2 separate regions of the Homo sapiens genome follow, and region 1 is linked to region 2. A link is a loop called in an ENCODE intact Hi-C map of the cell type or tissue named here. Cell type or tissue: PC-3. All regions are shown on one strand. Each heading gives the region's core, and the rest is flanking DNA. Links, peaks and the distances in the headings are about the cores only.

Region 1 (8,324 bases), core at 1-8,000, 62 kb before region 2:
CTGAGCCAACTCATCTGCCCTGACCAGGGAGTGTACCTGGCAACAAGGCTTCTCAAGGACTATCACTTGGGAAAGGGAGTGCTCAGGGCGTGGGTACATGCAGTCTAGAGATTACAGCCCTGCATCAGAAAAAGTTTGGGGGAGGCCGGGCACAGTGGCTCATGCCTGTAATCCCAGCACTTTAGGAGGCCGAGGCGGACGGATCACAAGGTGAAGAGATCAAGACCATCCTGGCCAACATGGTGAAACCCCGTCTCTGCTAAAAATACAAAAATTAGCCGCATGTGGTGGCGCACACCTGTAGTCCCAGCTACTTGGGAGGCTGAGGCAGGAGAATGGCTTGAACCCAGGAGGCGGAGGTTGCAGTGAGCCAAGATCATGCCACTGCACTCCAGCCTGGCGACAGAGGGAGACTCTGTCGCAAAAAAAAAAAAAAAAAAAAAAAGGGAAAAAGAAAAAGTATGGGGGAGATTTCACTTCTTGGGAGGTATATTCAGTCCGATTATATCATAATGGGTCAGGACTCCTCATGGAGAGAGAATACCTTTGTGTTCATGTCTCACAAAGCAACCCATCCAGAGTGCGAACAGGAGGAAAGTTGATAAGGCTAGAGATTTTTTTTTATTATGTCCCAGACCCTGAAAGTTGATTGTGTTTCTTCAAAGAACTGGATTGTTCTTCCTTGGGGAGACAAAAGATTGAAGAAGGTTCATCTCCTCTTTGTGCCCTTACACTGTCCTGGGGTGATTCTACCCATCTTAGCCTTTCCCTTCTTAAATCCTGATTTTGAATAGGTTGGCCTGAATACTCAATATGAGCCCTAACAAATTATGATAACCACCTGGCAGGCACACAGTGTCGAAGATGGCCATTTGTGATGACATCTGGTCTGGCCAGCTTCCTTTTTACTGTTAAGAGGGAAAGGTGGTGAGCATGCTGAGGCAGGGTGGGGTCATCTCGCACCAGGAGGAGCCCCCTTTGAAGCTAAAAAGGAAGATGAATCAGCCAAGATGTTGAGTGCATCAGCTTCAGCCATGTCTACCTGGGGACCTTTTACCAAGGCTCCTCCCATGGGTTTCCATCACACAGATCTATACCAGTTCCTTACCATGGTCAGGTGTGTGGCTGGCTCCTTAGGAATGAGCTTGGCATGGATTAGGTGTGCTAGAGCTGATGGATTTTTTAAAAAGTCTAATTTACATAGAGTGAAATACATAGATTTTTAAGTTGTACAGTCTTAGTTGTACAATTTGAGCTTTGACAAATGTATATACCTTGAATAACCCATACCCCAATCAAGATTGTTTCACCCCAGAAAGTTCACTTGTGCCACTTCTCAGTAAGTCCACTTCCTTCCAACTCCCACCTCCCCGGCCTAGTAGTGATTGTTCTGGTTTCTCACTATGTTTGAGGCCATGGGTTTTAAAACATACAGATTTTCTTCAAGTCTAGATGGTGAGAGATGTCAGAAAGTAATACTTACTCAAGTAAATCAGAGGTTCTCAGTGGGAGAGTTGCTCCCCAGGAGACATTTGGCAGTGTCTGGAGATGTTTTTGACTGTCGTGACTGGGAGGAGGTGCTACTGGCATCTAGTGGGTAGAGGCTAGGGATGCTGCCAAACTTCCTGCAGTGCACAGGACAGCCCCACAAAGAAGGACCCAACCCAAATGTCAGTAGTGCTGAGTTTGAGAAATCCTCGAGTAAATCATGTGTTCTCTGCAAACTAAGAATTATGGTCCTGGGGAGTGTTCATTTGTAGGTCTCCCAGGTCTCCTGGGGTGAGGTTTGCTTTTTCTTTGTTTTGTTTGCTTGTCTGTTGAGAGCCTGCTGGAAGCTGAAAAGGCCGCTGCAGGAGCCAGCTTTCTTTGGTGCTACCACCCTTGTGGCCACAGTTCTTGCTGTGGAATGGGTATCAGGGTAGGCTTAGGGAGGAAAACTAATAGGAGAAGAGGAAGAAGAAGAAAACAGTTTAGGCAGTAAAGGGAGGCAGGCCTAGAATAATATTAAAACTAGAAAAACAAGTAAGATAAGAGGGGAAGGTAAAGTAGAAATTAATAATTAAGAATCCAATAAAATGTTAAAGGAAATGAGTTGAGATTTAAAATCAAAGATAGGCTGAGTGTGTTGGCTCACACCTGTAATCCCAGCACTTTGGGAGGCCAAGGCGGGAGGATTGCTTGAGCTCAGGAGTTCGAGACCAGCTTGAGTAACATGATGAGACCCTGTCTCTGCTATATATATATAGTTATGTATAGATATAGTTATATATTTATATATATATATAATATATATATTTGCCGAGGCTGGAGTGCAGTGGCACGATCTCGGCTCACTGCAACCCCTGCCTCCCAGTTTCAAGCAATTCTCCTGCCTCAGCCTCCCGAGTAGCTGGGATTACAGGCGTCTGCCACCACGCCTGGCTAATTTTTGTGTTTTTTGTAGAGACTGGATTTCATCATGTTGGCCAGGCTGGTGTCGAACTCCCGACCTCAGGTGATCCACCCACCTCGGCCTCCCAAAGTGCTGGGATTACAGACGTGAGCCACCGCACCCGGCCTTACTGTGCTTTATGAGAAATAAATACACCCCTGAAGTGCTGAGGAAGTCCAGACCCAAAAAACATGTTCTTATGGACTTAAAATTTCAGGTCAACTTTTTCTTAATTTCCAAAAGACAACAGTTTCTAAGTTTGCCTACTTTAGCTTTTCAAGTAAAATAAAAGATACATAGATAGATGACTAGACCTCTAGCTGTCTGTCGGTCTCTGGAACATGTCCAAAACCAACTCATCATTTTTCCCTCAGACTTGCCCCTCTTTTTCTACTTCCTCTCTCAGGAATGCTGTGTCACCACCCAACTAGAAAAACCCATCGGAAACCCCAAGGTCACTTAAAATCTACTCTTTTCCTGATTTTCGAAAATCCAATACATTGTTGTTAACTCTAGTCATTATGTTGTACAACAGATCTCTTGAACTACTCCTCCTAACTGAAACTTTGTACTTTTGACCAATATCTCCCCAACTCCCCCCAGCCCTTGCCCTGGTAGCCACCATTGTGCTCTCTACTTCCATTAGTTCAACCTTTTTAGATTCCACAAAAATTAATTTGTGAGGTAGTGCATATGTTAATTAGCTCAATTTAGCCATTCCACAATGTACACATATTTCAAAACAGCATGTTGTACACAATAAATATACACGATTCTTGTCAGTTTAAAAATTAAAATAAATGAAAATAAAAATTAAACCAAGGTCATCGTCACTCTTCCTTTCCCTTTGGTCACTAAGTCCTGCTAATTTTGCCTATTAAACTATCTCAATTCTACTTTCTCCTCTTTCTCCTCTCCTGTGCAATCTTTCCTTGGGCCCTTATTTCTTTCCTTCATTGTTTTAGCAGCACCATAACTGGTCAGCTGGCCCTTTAATGACTTAAAGCGCCACACTGAGAAATAATCGTCTTTCTAAATGGCAAACTCGATTCTATATTCCATCCTTATTTGAGATCTTTTGGTATTTATTACCTAGGACTTTTATGTGAGCCACACGAGTCCCATTATGATCTGGCTACAACCAACTTCTCTGACTCATCTCTCTGTCACTCTGCTCCCTCCCACAAAACTCGAACTCCCTACACTTCTCCCATGCTGTTTCCCAGCTTCGTGGCTTCACACATGCTGATTCCTCTGTCTATAATGTCCTATACTTGTTTTGTCTTTCTGTAGAACTGCCTAAGAGCCGGGAGAATTCATGCTTTTGAAACAAGGGGAATTTCCCTTGTCCCTCTTACAGGGCATGTGATGGGAGTGTGGCCCACTTCTTAGGTGCCCCACTGCTCAAAACCCCTAGGGAAAGCAGGCAGATGGGCAGGTCGTGGGGAGTGTGGGCTCCAACCCCATGGCAGCGTCTAGGGGTGGATGTTTACAGCTTCTGCAGCCCCAGTGGGCGTGTGTTACGTGTGCTCTTTTAGTTTTGCTGTCAGTAGGCAGCTTGTGTTCATCAGCTCAGTTAGACCCTCTGCCTTATTGCAAGGACAGAGGGCTTTCTGTATCCTAGGGTTCTTGCCTGAGTATACCAGAAAAACCGGATCACACGTGGGCTTGGAGGATGAGTGCAAGGTTTTATTGAATGGTGGAAGTAGCACTCAGCAGATGGAAACGGAGCCAGAAGGGGTATGGAGTGGGAAGGTGGTTTTCCCCTGGAGTCAGGCCGCTTAGCAGCCAGGCTCTCCTCTGACCGCCCTCAGCCAAACTCCGCGTTGTCCTGCCGTTCTGCTGTTGGTGGCCTGCCGGAGTCTGTCACTGTGTTCTTCTGCTGGTATGTTGTTCCTTGCCTCTGCTTCTCTTGACGTCCAGCCGCTTGTGTGCCTGCCCGCTAGGGTCTCGGGGTTTTTATAGGCACAAGATGGGAGTGTGGTGGGCCAGGGTGGTCTTGGGAAATACGATATTTGGGCACAAAAACAGAAATGCCTGTCCTCACCTAGGTTGGTGGGCACAGGCCCAGGGGTGGAGCCCTAGCCAGGGACCACGCCCTTCTCTACCCAGCATTTCCCTGCCTGCCCCTCCCGTATCACTTTTCTTTTATTTATTTACTTTTTGAGACAGGGTCTCGCTCTGTTGCCCAGGCTGGAGTGCAGTGGCAGTATCTTGGCTCACTGCAATCTCCACCTCCTGGGTTCAAGCGATTCTTGTGCCTCAGCCTCCCTTATTTTATTTTTTAATCTGTCCCAGGCCAAGTGCAGTGGTTCACACCTATAATCCCAGCACTTTGGGAGGCCGCGGTGGGTGGATCGTTTGAATCCAGGAGTTTGAGACCAGCCTGGGCAACATGGCAAAACCCTGTCTCTACAAAAATTACAAAAATGAGCTGGACATGGTGGTGCATGCCTGTAGTCCCAGCTATTTGGGAGACAAGACAGGAGGAGTGCTTGAACCTGGGATGGGAAGGTTGCAGTGCAGCAGAAATCCTGCTGCTGCACTCCAACCTAGGCAACAGTGTGAGACCCTGTGTAAAAAAAAAAAAAAAAGTTTGTCCATTTATTTACATCTATCAAGTTCTTCCTACCAGAATGGAAGCCCTTTCAGGGTGAGGATATGTCTTACTCCATATTCCTATTTCTATGGCTGTGCCTAACACACAAGGCATGCTCAATAATTGTTTATTTCCTGCTCAAATGAGACAAAAGGAAATGGATGGAGGAGAGGTGGAAAATAAATGAGTGATTGATTTCTCTCTAACTATTTAGGCATGATTTAGCATCTTGGAAATCATATTACTGAGATTTGCAGTGCCTGTAATGTGAAAGATGAGGCTATTCTGTAATACAAAACGTAATGCCAGCTAAAATATAACAAAAATATCTGTTGAAACGTATGGCTGCAAATTCCCATATTTCAGAAGCAAATAAAGAGCTGAAAGCCATTAAGAAAAAAAAGGGTGGTTGTTACTTTAACTGGTTTAAAAACAATTGATACATCTTGAAGTATTAAGTGTGCATCTTGAGGTCTTAATTTCAATGCAGTTTTGCTACAGATTTCTTTTGCTTCCACGATACAGATTAGCCAGCTAGTGCTGACATTAGTTCATGTGGTTTGTGCCCATCACAATTATTAGGCAGAACCAGCAGCACCAGGATACAACCTAAGGAGATCAACGTCCCTCCTAGAAAACTGCCACGGCCTTCGCAGGAGGGGTCTGAATTTTTTTTTTTTTTTTTTTTTTTTTTTTTGAGGTGGAGTCTCGCACTGTCACCCAGGCTGGAGTGCGGTGGCACAATCTTGGTTCACTGCAACCTCCACCTCCCAGGTGCAGGTGATTCTCCTGCTTCAGCCTTCTGTGTAGCTGGGATTACAGGTGCCCGCCACCACGCCCAGCTAATTTTTTTTTTTTTTTTGTAATTTTAGTAGAGACGGGATTTCACTATGTTGGCCAGGCTGGTCTCGAATGCCTGACCTGGTGATCCACCCACCCGCCTCTGCCTTCCAAAGTGCTGGGATTACAGGCGTGAGCCACTGCGTCCAGCACATTTTTTATATTCACAATTAAATTAATAAACCATAACTCTCCTCCTCTCAGCCCATCTTTTTTTTTTTTTTTTTTTTTTTTTTTTTTTAGTGGAGCGATTATTTTGTGTGTGTGAAACAGAGTCTCACTCTATTGCCCAGGCTGGAGTGTAGTGGCATGATCATGGCTCACTGAAGCCTCAAACTCAAGAGTTCTCCCACCTCAGTCTCCTGAGTAGCTGGGACTACAGGCACACACCACCATGCCTGGCTGATTTTTTAAAAAAATATATTTTGTAGGCCAGGTGCACTGGCTCACACCTGTAATCTCAGCACTTTGGGAGGCCGAGGCGGGCGAATTACCTGAAGTCGGGAGTTCGAGACCAGCCTGGCCAACATGGCAAATCCCCATCTCTACTAAAAATACAAAAATTAGCCGGGTGTGGTGGCAGACGCCTGTAATCCCAGCTACTTGGGAGGCTGAGGTAGAAGAATCGCTTGAACCTGGGCGTTGGAGGTTGCAGTGAGCTGAGATCACGCCACTACACCGCAGCCTGGGTAACAGAGCAAGACTCCATCTTGAAAACATAAAAATAAATAAAAATAAAATAAAGCACAGTAAGCCTTTCAGGGTGGGGAGTGGCTGAGGTTATGAATATGCTCATGTTCTGCACATTCGGTCTGTAACATAGAGAGGTTTAAGATTGCTTCTGCATTTCAGGTAATTCAGAGGTCCGTGGGGCCAGCCAGCCTGAGCTTGCTCACCTTCAAAGTCTATGCAGCACCAAAAAAGGACTCACCTCCCAAAAATTCCGTGAAGGTTGATGAGGTAACATGTTGTTCATGTTGCGATATATTTTGAGTGTCTGATTTAGTTACTGTAGGATAATTTTTTACAAATTGTATATCAGGAAGATGTGACTGTTTAAAATACATTTATTTATTTATTTATTTATTTATTTATTTATTTATTTTGAGACGGAGTTTCGCTCTTGTTGCCCAGGCTGGAGTGCAATGGTGCGATCTCGGCTCATTGCAACCTCCTCCTCCTGGTTCAAGCCATTCTCCTGCCTCAGCCTCCCAAGTAGCTGGGATTATAGGCATGTGCCACCACGCCTGGCTAATTTTGTATTTTTAGTAGAGACAAGGTTTCACCATGTTGGCCAGGCTAGTCTCGAACTCCCGACCTCAGGTGATCCACCTGCCTCGGCCTCCCAAAGTGCTGGGATTACAAGCGTGAGCCACCACGCCCAGCCAGAAGACATTTAAACAGAGAAAATATATTTCCTTATAGTTTGTTTAATTTGTGGGAAATATTAAACTATGGCTTTTTCAACAGATAAACTTTAATGATACTTAGGTAAGGGCACAATTAAGGAATACTTTATAAATGTTTACTGGGGAATCCACTGTGTCCCAACAGGTTATAAGCACAACTCACTTTTCTAAGTGGTCTGCCTGATTCTTGGCTTATCTTGATTCTTATCGAGCCAAGAATATATTCACATTTTTTCCTCTCTAAGAAATTAGAGATCTGGATCCTTTCTGTTTCTTGGCTAGAGGAGCCGCTCATAAGTATGTACTTAATAAATACTAAATTTAAAAAAAAAAAAAACAAGAAATCTTCTCTCTACTGTTTACATTCCTTTTTGGTCTGTACTTCCCACTAATTATTTTGGATATTCAGTTTCTGTTGCCTTTGAATAAAGTGAGGTAAGGATCTACCTTCAGTCCTGGGTAGGGTTACTAGATTGGTGTTTACATAAAGCTAATTAGCTTATCTTTTGCCCTTTACTCGCTTCTCAGGCCTTGGCACAGTGGCATTTTTGAGGGTAAAGAAGGCAGCCAGCAGTGGCTGTAAGAAGTTCTCTGGGTGGAGAATAAACCTGCTGTCCTGCTTTGATTAACATCAGACCAATCATTTGAACTGAATGACATGCCCTTTGGTTACTCTCAAGCTTTTTTAACCCCTTCACCCACCCTTTAGAGTAATAAAATCTTTTTTCCAAGCTCAATCTAAGGTGGAATACCAAATACCAGTATATAAAATGGATAAAGAGGAGCTGCTTTGTTTGTAGTCAGTGGGTGGGGAGAAAGTAGGACACCTCATAGCCCTGCCCTTTTGGCCTTGGCCTCGTTGATTATGGAAATAAGGTGCAGAGATAGTTTGAGATAAAGTTCAGGTTGCTTGTAACCCTTAGAGTCACTGGAATTCATGAAGTATTATTATTATTATTTTTGAGATGGAGTCTCACTCTTGCCTAGGCTTGAGTGCACTGGCACAATCTTGGCTTACTGCTACCTCCACCTCCCAGGTTCAAGA
Region 2 (8,309 bases), core at 310-8,309:
TATTTGATTTGTTTGTCCTCAACCTCAGAGTACATGTCTCTGTTTCTAACTTCCAAATCTAAAAAAGAGGAACTCTCTAAAGGCCTTCAATCTCTATGGCTTCTCCCCCTTAGATTTATTAAGCACTCACTGAATGCCTGGTGTAGATACTTTGTTATGGTGGGCAGGTAGAGAAATACCTTTTACAATTCAGATTCAAAGACAAAGTAAGTACATGAAACAATCAGAGTAGTTACAGGCAGCATTATCATAATGTACAATCTGTGGTAGATACTGATTTTGTATTTTGGTCTTGTGCAAAGAAGCACCCAAGGATGTTTGTCTAAAATATGAATGTTGCCAGGAGAGGTGGCTCATACCTGTAATCTTAATACTTTGGGAGGCCAAGACAGGAGGATCACTTGAGCCTAGGAGTTTGAGACCAGCCTGGGCAACATAGTGAGACCCCCAACTCTACAAAACAAATTTCAAAATTAGTCAATTGTCCAGGCGCAGTGGCTCATGCCTGTAATCCCAGCACTTTGGGAGGCCGAGGTGGGCCAATCACTTGAAGTCAGGAGTTCGAGACCAGCCTGGCCAACATGGTGAAACCCTGTCTCTACTAAAAATACAAAAATTAGCCGGGCATGGTGGCACGCACCTGTGATCCAAGCCACTCAGGAGGCTGAGGCAGAAGAATCGCTTGAACCTGGGAGGCGGAGGTTGTGGTGAGCTGAGATCGCACCACTGCACTCCAGCCTGGGCAACACAGTGAGACTCCATCTCAAAAAAAAAAAAATTAACTAGGTGTAGTGGTGCACGCCTGTAGTCTCAGCTACTTGGGAGTCTGAGATGGAAGGATCACTTCAGCCTGGGAAGTTGAGGCTTCAGTGAGCCAAGATTGTGCCACTGCATTCCAGCCTGGGTGACAGAGCAAGACCCTGTCTCAAAAAAAAAAAAAAAAAAAAAGTAAAATATGAGTGTACCTAGGCAGTAGTTTAAAATTTTTGTGTACACTAACTCTTTTAGGTAAGGAAGAAAAGTAATCAGAGGAAACAAGCCTGGTAAAACAGGGAATACAGGCTTCAGATGTATGGTTTTACTGTTAGGACTTAGCTCATGCTCTCTTTGTGTGATCACTGTTTTTCGCTTGGAACACCTTCTGTCCCTAGCAAGTCTAGCAAGTATTAGCCCAGAATTGGGCTTTTGAGCAGCCCTTGATGTATCCCTCTAGCTCATTAATGCTATTGTATATGGAAAATAGTTAATGTCTTATTACTTTCACATGTAAACAGGAATTTTTTTTTTTTTTTTTTTTTTTTTTTTTTGGGATGGAGTCTTGCCCTATTGCCTAGGCTGGAGTGCAGTGGTGCAATCTCAGCTCACTGCAACCTCCGCCTCCCAGGTTCAAGCAATTCTCCTGCCTCAGCCTCCCAAGTAGCTGGGATTACAGGCATGCACCATCACCCAGCTAATTTTTTGTATTTTTAGTAGAGACAGGGTTTCACTAAGTTGGCCAGGCTGGTCTCGAAATCCCAAACTCAGTTGATCTGCCCGTCTCAGCCTCCCAAAGTGCTGGGATTATAGGCGTGAGCCCCTATGCCTGGCCATGAATAGGAATTTGAACATCTGGCTAAGAGTAGTGCCAGTCGAGATCCTGCATGTCCTGCTTTAATAGATATGTTTAATGTAGAATTAATAATATCATTTTCATTGGCCAGGCGCAGTGGTTCACACCTGTAATCCCAGCATTTTGGGAGGCTGAGACAGGTGGGTCACCTGAGGTCAGGAGTTTGAGACCAGCCTGACCAACATGGTGAAACCCCATCTCTACTAAAAATACAAAATTAGCCGGGTGTGGTGGCACATGCTTGTAATCCCAGCTACTTGGGAGTCTGAGGCAGGAGAATTGCTTGAACCCAGGAGGTGGAGGTTGCAGTGAGTTGAGATTGCGCCATTGCACTCCAGCCCGGGCAACAAGAGTGAAACTCCATCTCAAAAAAAAATTAATAATGTCATTTTCATAAGTTATGCCACTGTCCTTTAATTAGCTCCTTAGCAGCTTAAACATGCCATTAGACAGTATTTACTATAGTAATATACTTACTTTTTAAAATTCATAGATAGGAATAAACTTCAGCTCACTGAAATAATTACAAATTCAGAATATTAATAAACATTAAGGTGAGTGTTTCCTTAAGTAAACATAAAATTCAAGCTTGCATGAATGACGTGACCTCTACACAGGAGAGAGTTACCATAGCAAGCCTGAGTCTGCTGACTTCAAAAAGACCTGCTTGCAGGGTTGGCCTTTCGGAAACTGGGCTTCCCGAAAGTTCCCTATGCTCATTAAGTCTAGGGCACCAAGCTCTGTTGTATCAGGTCACAGAGACTGTGCAAACGTTGTGAGTTATGGCAAATGCCTGGCTTCCTTCTGTGAATCTGGTGAATTTTGGTCATTGCTAGGCAGAAGATGCCTACATGACCAGACTCCAATAAAACCCTTTGGTGCCGGCTGGGCAAGGTAGCTCATGCCTGTAGTCCCAGCACTTTCCGAGGCAGGTGGATCACTTGAGGCCAGGAGTTTGAGACCAGCCTGACCAACATGGTGAAACCCCATCTCTACTAAAAACACAAAAATTAGCCAGGTGTGGTGGCACGCGCCTGCAGTCTCAGCTACTCAGGAGGCCAAGGCAGGAGAATCACTTGAGCCCAGGAGTTTGAGGCTGTAGTGAGCCGTGATCATGCCACTGCACTTCAGCCTGGGTGACAGAGCGAGATTCTGTCTCAAAACAAAACAAAAAAAGGCTTTGGCGGTGAATCTCTGATAGGCTTCTCTGGGCAGAAGCATTGCACACGTGTGGCTTCAGTTTTGCTGCTGGAGAAGGGAGCATGCTCAACGTGTGCCCTCCCGGGTTGGGAGGGAGAAAGCATGGGAAGCCTGTGTGTGGATTTCTCCAGACTCTGCTGTGTCTTTTTCCTTTGCTGGTCCTGTCATGAATCCTTTGTTAGGATAAACCTAAGGCATGAGAACATGTATGTTGAGTCCTTTGAGTCATTTTAAGCAAATCTTGAGGACCCACCACCGAAAACAGCATGTTAAGATGGTGTTTGTTTTATGTCATGCCATCTTGCCATCAGCTTTAGAAGAACATAAATAAAAGGACCATTATATTTACATTAAATATTTCCAGGTCACAAGACATTAAAAAAACTGTTTTTATTCATCTTCTTCAAGCAAAGAGAAAGTAGTTTTTGAAAGCCACAGAAAACTCTAAGCTCCCTTGTTTAGACCAAATTAGTGATTGGGTTTTTTTCCTGATTCTCACAGTAGAGTCTTTCTTCCTTCCCTCACGCTATGGAGGCAAGCGGTTTGGGCTGGTTCATAAGTAAATAGGTCATAAACTGCACTCCATTCAAAAGTGACGTCTTTATGAAAGCATTTATTTGTCCTACAGAGAGAGCACTGGCTCATTTCAAATATTGTTCTCAGCCTAGATCAGAATGCTAAAGAGCACACATTGCACATTTTGTTTTAAACACAATAGTTTAATTGTTTGTTTCTTAGTGGTGCCATAAATATTTCCCTGGGAAAGCACTACCAAATAGGTGAGACTTTTAGAAGTCTGTGTGGAATCATACACCTAAATGTCGTAACTAAATCTGTTAGACTTTCAGAAGACAGCATAGGAATAAATCTTGGAAAAGGAGTAAATCGTGATCTTGGGTTAGGCAGTGGTTTTTTAGATACAACACCAAAAGCACGGGTGACAAAACAGATAAATTGGACTACCTCAGAATGTAGAAACTTTTGTGCTATAAATTATACCATCAAGAAAATAAAAAGGCAGTTGGGTGTGGTAGCTCATGCCTGTAATCCCAGCACTTAGGGAGGCCAAGGCAGGTGGATCACTTGAGCCCAGGAGTTTGAAACCACCCTGGGCAGCTTAGCAAGACCCTGTCTCTACCAAAAAAATATCAAAATTAGCCAGGCGTGGTAGCACACACCTGTAGTCTCAGCTACTCAGGAGGCTGATGGAGGATTGCTTGAGCCCAGGAGGTTGAGGCTGCAGTGGGCCATGAGCCTGGGTGACAATAAAACCCTTTCTTTAAAAAAACAAGCTGAATGCAGTGGCTCACACCTGTAATCCCAGCACTTTGGGAGGCCGAGGTGGGAGGATTGCTTGAGCCCAGGAGTTCGAGACCCACCTGGGAAACATAGCAAGACCTCATTTCTATTAAAAAAGTAATAAAGAAAAAAACCCATGGAGTACAGGAAAATATTTGTACATAGATCTGATAAGAGGCTCGCATATACAGAATATTTAAAGAACTTTTACAACTCAACAATAAGAAAACAACCCAATTAAAACTGAGCAGAGGGCCAGGCGCGGTGGCACAAGCCTGTAATCCCAGCACTTTGGGAGGCCAAGGCGGGTGGATCATCTGAGGTCAGGAGTTCAAGACCAGCCTGGCCAACATGGTGAAACCCCGTCTCTACTAAAAATACAAAAATTGGCCAGGCGTGGTGGTTCACGCCTGTAATCCCAGCACTTTGGGAGGCCAAGGCGGGTGGATCATTTGAGGTCAGGAGTTCAAGACCAGCCTGACCAACATGGTGAAACCCTGTTCTACAAAAAATGCAAAAATTAGCCAAACGTGGTGGCACACGCCTGTAATCCCAGTTATTGGGGAGACTGAGGCAGTAGAATCCCTGGGAGGTGAAGGTTGCAGTGAGCTGAGATCGTGCCACTGCACTCCAGCCTGGGCAACAGAGCGAAACACTGTCTCAAAAAAAAAATTAGCCGGGTGTGGTGGCATACGCCTGTACTCTCAGCTACTCGGGAGGCTGAGGCAGGAGAATCACTTGAACCCAGGAGGCGGAGGTTGCAGTGAGTCGAGATTACGCCACTGTACTCCAGCCTGGGCGACAGAGTGAGACTCCCTCTCAAAAAATAAAACAAAGGATTTGAACAGACTCTTTTTTTTTTTTTTTGAGATGGAGTCTTGCTCTGTCACCCAGGCTGGAGTGCAGTAGCACGATCTCAGCTCACTGCAACCTCTGCCTCCTGGGTTTAAGCAGTTCTGCCTCAGCCTCTTGAGTAGCTGGGACTACTAGCGCACACCGCCATGCCTGGCTAATTTTTTGTATTTCAGCAGAGGTGGGGTTTCACCGTGTTGCCCAGGCTGGTTGCGAACTCCTGAGCTCAGGCAGTCTGCCCACCTCGGCCTCCCAAAGTGCTGGGATTACAGACATGAGCCACCGTGCCCAGCCTGACAGACATTTTTAAAAAGAAGATATACAAATGGCCAATAAACCCATGAAAAGCTGTTCAGCATCATTAGTCATCAGAAAAATGCGCATGAAAACCACAAGGTGTCATTTCATACCCACTAGGATAAAAAAGATAAGAACAGGTGTTGACAAGGATGTGGAGAAAACAGTTTGGCAGTTCCACAAAATGCTAAACATGTGACCCAGCATTTCTTCTCTACTGCAGTATATACCCAAGAAAAATGAAAACACATGTCCACACAAAAGCTTGTACATAGATAGCCATAGCAGCATTATTTATCATAGTCACAACAGAAACAATCAAATGTCCATCAACTGATAAATGTATAAACAAAATGTATTTCCATACAATGGAATATTATTCAGCCGTAAAAAAGAACGAAGTACTGGTCAAGTGTGGTGTCTCACGCCTGTACCCAACACTTTGGGAGTTAAGACAGGAGGATCACTTGAGGCCAGGAGTTCAAAACTAGCCTGGGCAACATAGTGAGACCTCACCTCTACAAAATTACAATTAGCTGGGTGTGGTGGCACATGCCTGTAGTCCTAGCCAGTCAGGAGGCTGAAACAGTAGGAGCACTTGAACCCAGGAGTTCAAGGTTACAGTGAGCTATGATTGCACCACTGCACTCCAGCTTGGGTGACAGAGCAAAACCCTGTCTCAGAAAAAAGTACTGATCCATGCCACGTCAATGACACTTGAAAACATTATGCTAAAGTGAAAGAAGCCCATCACAAAAGAGCACATAGTGTATGATTCCATTTATCTGGAATGTCTGGAATAGACAAGTACAAAGAAACAGAAAGTAGATTCATAGTTGCTTAAGACTCCAATGATTGGGGGAGGGCGGAGCATATCAATCAGGGTTCAACTAGAGAAACAGAACACGTAGGAGATGTATTTTGAGAGGTTTATTGCAAGGAGTTGGCTTAGCCGACTGTGGGGGCTGGCCAGGCTAGTCTGAAATCCATAGGGCTGGTAAGCAGAAAGGGCAGCTGGAGTTTTCAGGCATGAGTGGAAGCTGTGGTCCATAGATGGAATTTCTTCTTCAGGCAAACCTCAGTTCAGCTCGTAAGGTCTTTCACCTGATTGAATCAGGCCCACTTATATAGAAGTCAACTGATTATGGACTTTTTTTTTTTTTTTTGAGACGTAACCTCACCTATAGCTGGAACTACAGGTGCGTGCCACCACACCCGGCTAATTTTTGTATTTTTTAAATTATTTTTTTGAGATGGAGTCTCCCTCTGCCACCCAGGCTGGGGTGCAGTGGCCCAATCTCGGCTCACTGCACCCTCCGCCTCCCAGGTTCAAGCGATTCTCCTGCCTCAGCCTCCCGAGTAGCTGGGATTACAGGCATGTGCCACGACGCCCGGCTAATTTTTGTATTTTAGGAGACACGGGGTTTCACCATGTTGGCCAGGCTGGTCTTGAACTCCTGACCTCAAGTGATCCACCTGCCTCGGCCTCCCAAAGTGCTGGGAATACAGGTGTGAGCCACAACGCCCAGCCTCATTATGGATTTTTATCACATCTACAGGATAACCTTCACCAAAGCTCCTAGATTAGTATTTGATCACCTGGGGACTGTAGTCAAGTTGACACATAAACTGGCATGGAGGGGTGGGAAGTGACTTCTAATGGTGTTTCTTTTTGGAGTGAGGTTGCACAATTCTGTTGAAAATTATTGAATTGTACACTTTAAATGGGTGAATTATGATATGTGAATTATATCTCAATAAAGATGGTTTTTTGTTGTTTTTTGAGACGGAGTCTTGCTCTGTCGCCAGGCTGGAGTGCAGTGGTGCGATCTCAGCTCACTGCAACCTCCGCCTCCTGGGTGCAAGTGATTCTCCTGCCTCAGCCTCCCGAGTAGCTGGGACTACAGGTGTGCGCCACCATGCCCAGCTAATTTTTGTATTTTTAGTAGAGACGGGTTTTCACCACGTTGGCCGGGATGGTCTCAATCTCTCGACCTCATGATCTGCCTGCCTCGGCCTCCCAAAGTGTTGGGATTACAGGCATGAGTCACTGCGCCCAGCCAAAGATGTTTTTTAAAACTGCGTATTTGCACACCCCTGTTCATAGCAGTACTGTTCACATTAGCAATGAGGTGGAAGCAACCCAAATGTCCATTGACAGATAAATGGATAAACACGTGATATGTGTATACAGTGGAATGTTATTTGGTCTTAAAAAGGAAGGAAATCTTGTCACATGCTACAATATGGATGAAAAAGGAGGACTTGTTGCTAAGTGAAATTAAGCCAGTCACAAGACAAATTATGGGCGGGATGTGGTGGCAAAACTCCATCTCAAAAAAAAAAAAAGCTAAGATGGTAAATTTTGTTTTTTACAATAATAAAATAATGAAAAAAAGACTGTCCTGCGTTGCCCGAGCAGCACCCCTGTTATCTGAACTCTGCCCCAACACCCTTTTCTGTACCATATAGTGTTGCATATAGTCTCTAAATGAGAACATCCTCAAGGTATAATCAAAATATACTTAGAGAGTTCAGGTGGTACTGGCTCAATTGTTTATCTCTTCATGGCTTATTTAATTTCATTACCTATTTCTAGGAAACCAATGATGGAGATAATGAATTGACAGGATATAAATTTGAGTTAGAGTTGTTTGGATTTACTTTTTCCAGTAACTAAGGCAGCTGCTAAAAGCAACTAAAAATCTGGTCTCGGCCAGGTGCAGTGGCTCACGCCTGTAATCCCAGCACTTTGGGAGGTCAAGGCAGGTGGATCATCTGAGGTCAGGAGTTGGAGACCAGCCTGGCCAACATGGTGAAGCCCCATCTCTACTAAAATTATAAAAAGATTAGCCAGGCATGCTGGTGCACGCCTGTAGTTCCAGCTACTCGGGAGGCTGAGGCAGGAGAATCGCTTGAACCTGGGAGGCAGATGGTTGCAGTGAGCAGAGATCATGCCACTGCACTGCAGCCTGGGCAACAGAACAAGATTGTGTCTCAAAAAAAAAGAAAAAATCTGGTCTCAAATGATAGAAAAGTGACTGCCTGGCCC

The links. Peaks named below come from ENCODE experiments on the same cell type or tissue, not always from the same donor. Only the 100,000 strongest peaks of a DNase experiment are listed, where the experiment ranks them.
Region 1: a loop joins it to region 2, with 3 times the contacts of the local background. A loop is called at or near these places in 3 of 110 quality-filtered maps.

What each region holds. Positions count from the first base shown.
Region 1 is chrX:23,879,351-23,887,674 of GRCh38, reverse strand. APOO (apolipoprotein O) reads left to right here. Exons shown (of 9, transcript NM_024122.5): 2 at 6,723-6,830. Among named protein-coding and RNA genes, the nearest start is that of APOO, 24 kb to the left of the region's middle. RefSeq lists a silencer at 96-273 and an enhancer at 4,090-4,856. In PC-3, for the core only: no CTCF peak of the experiment used is centred there; DNase peaks (open chromatin) are centred at 2,784 and 3,614; H3K4me3 peaks cover 600 bases; H3K27ac peaks cover 2,086 bases.
Region 2 is chrX:23,817,656-23,825,964 of GRCh38, reverse strand. No RefSeq gene overlaps it. Among named protein-coding and RNA genes, the nearest start is that of SAT1, 39 kb to the right of the region's middle. In PC-3, for the core only: no CTCF peak of the experiment used is centred there; DNase peaks (open chromatin) are centred at 3,394 and 5,354; H3K27ac peaks cover 3,722 bases.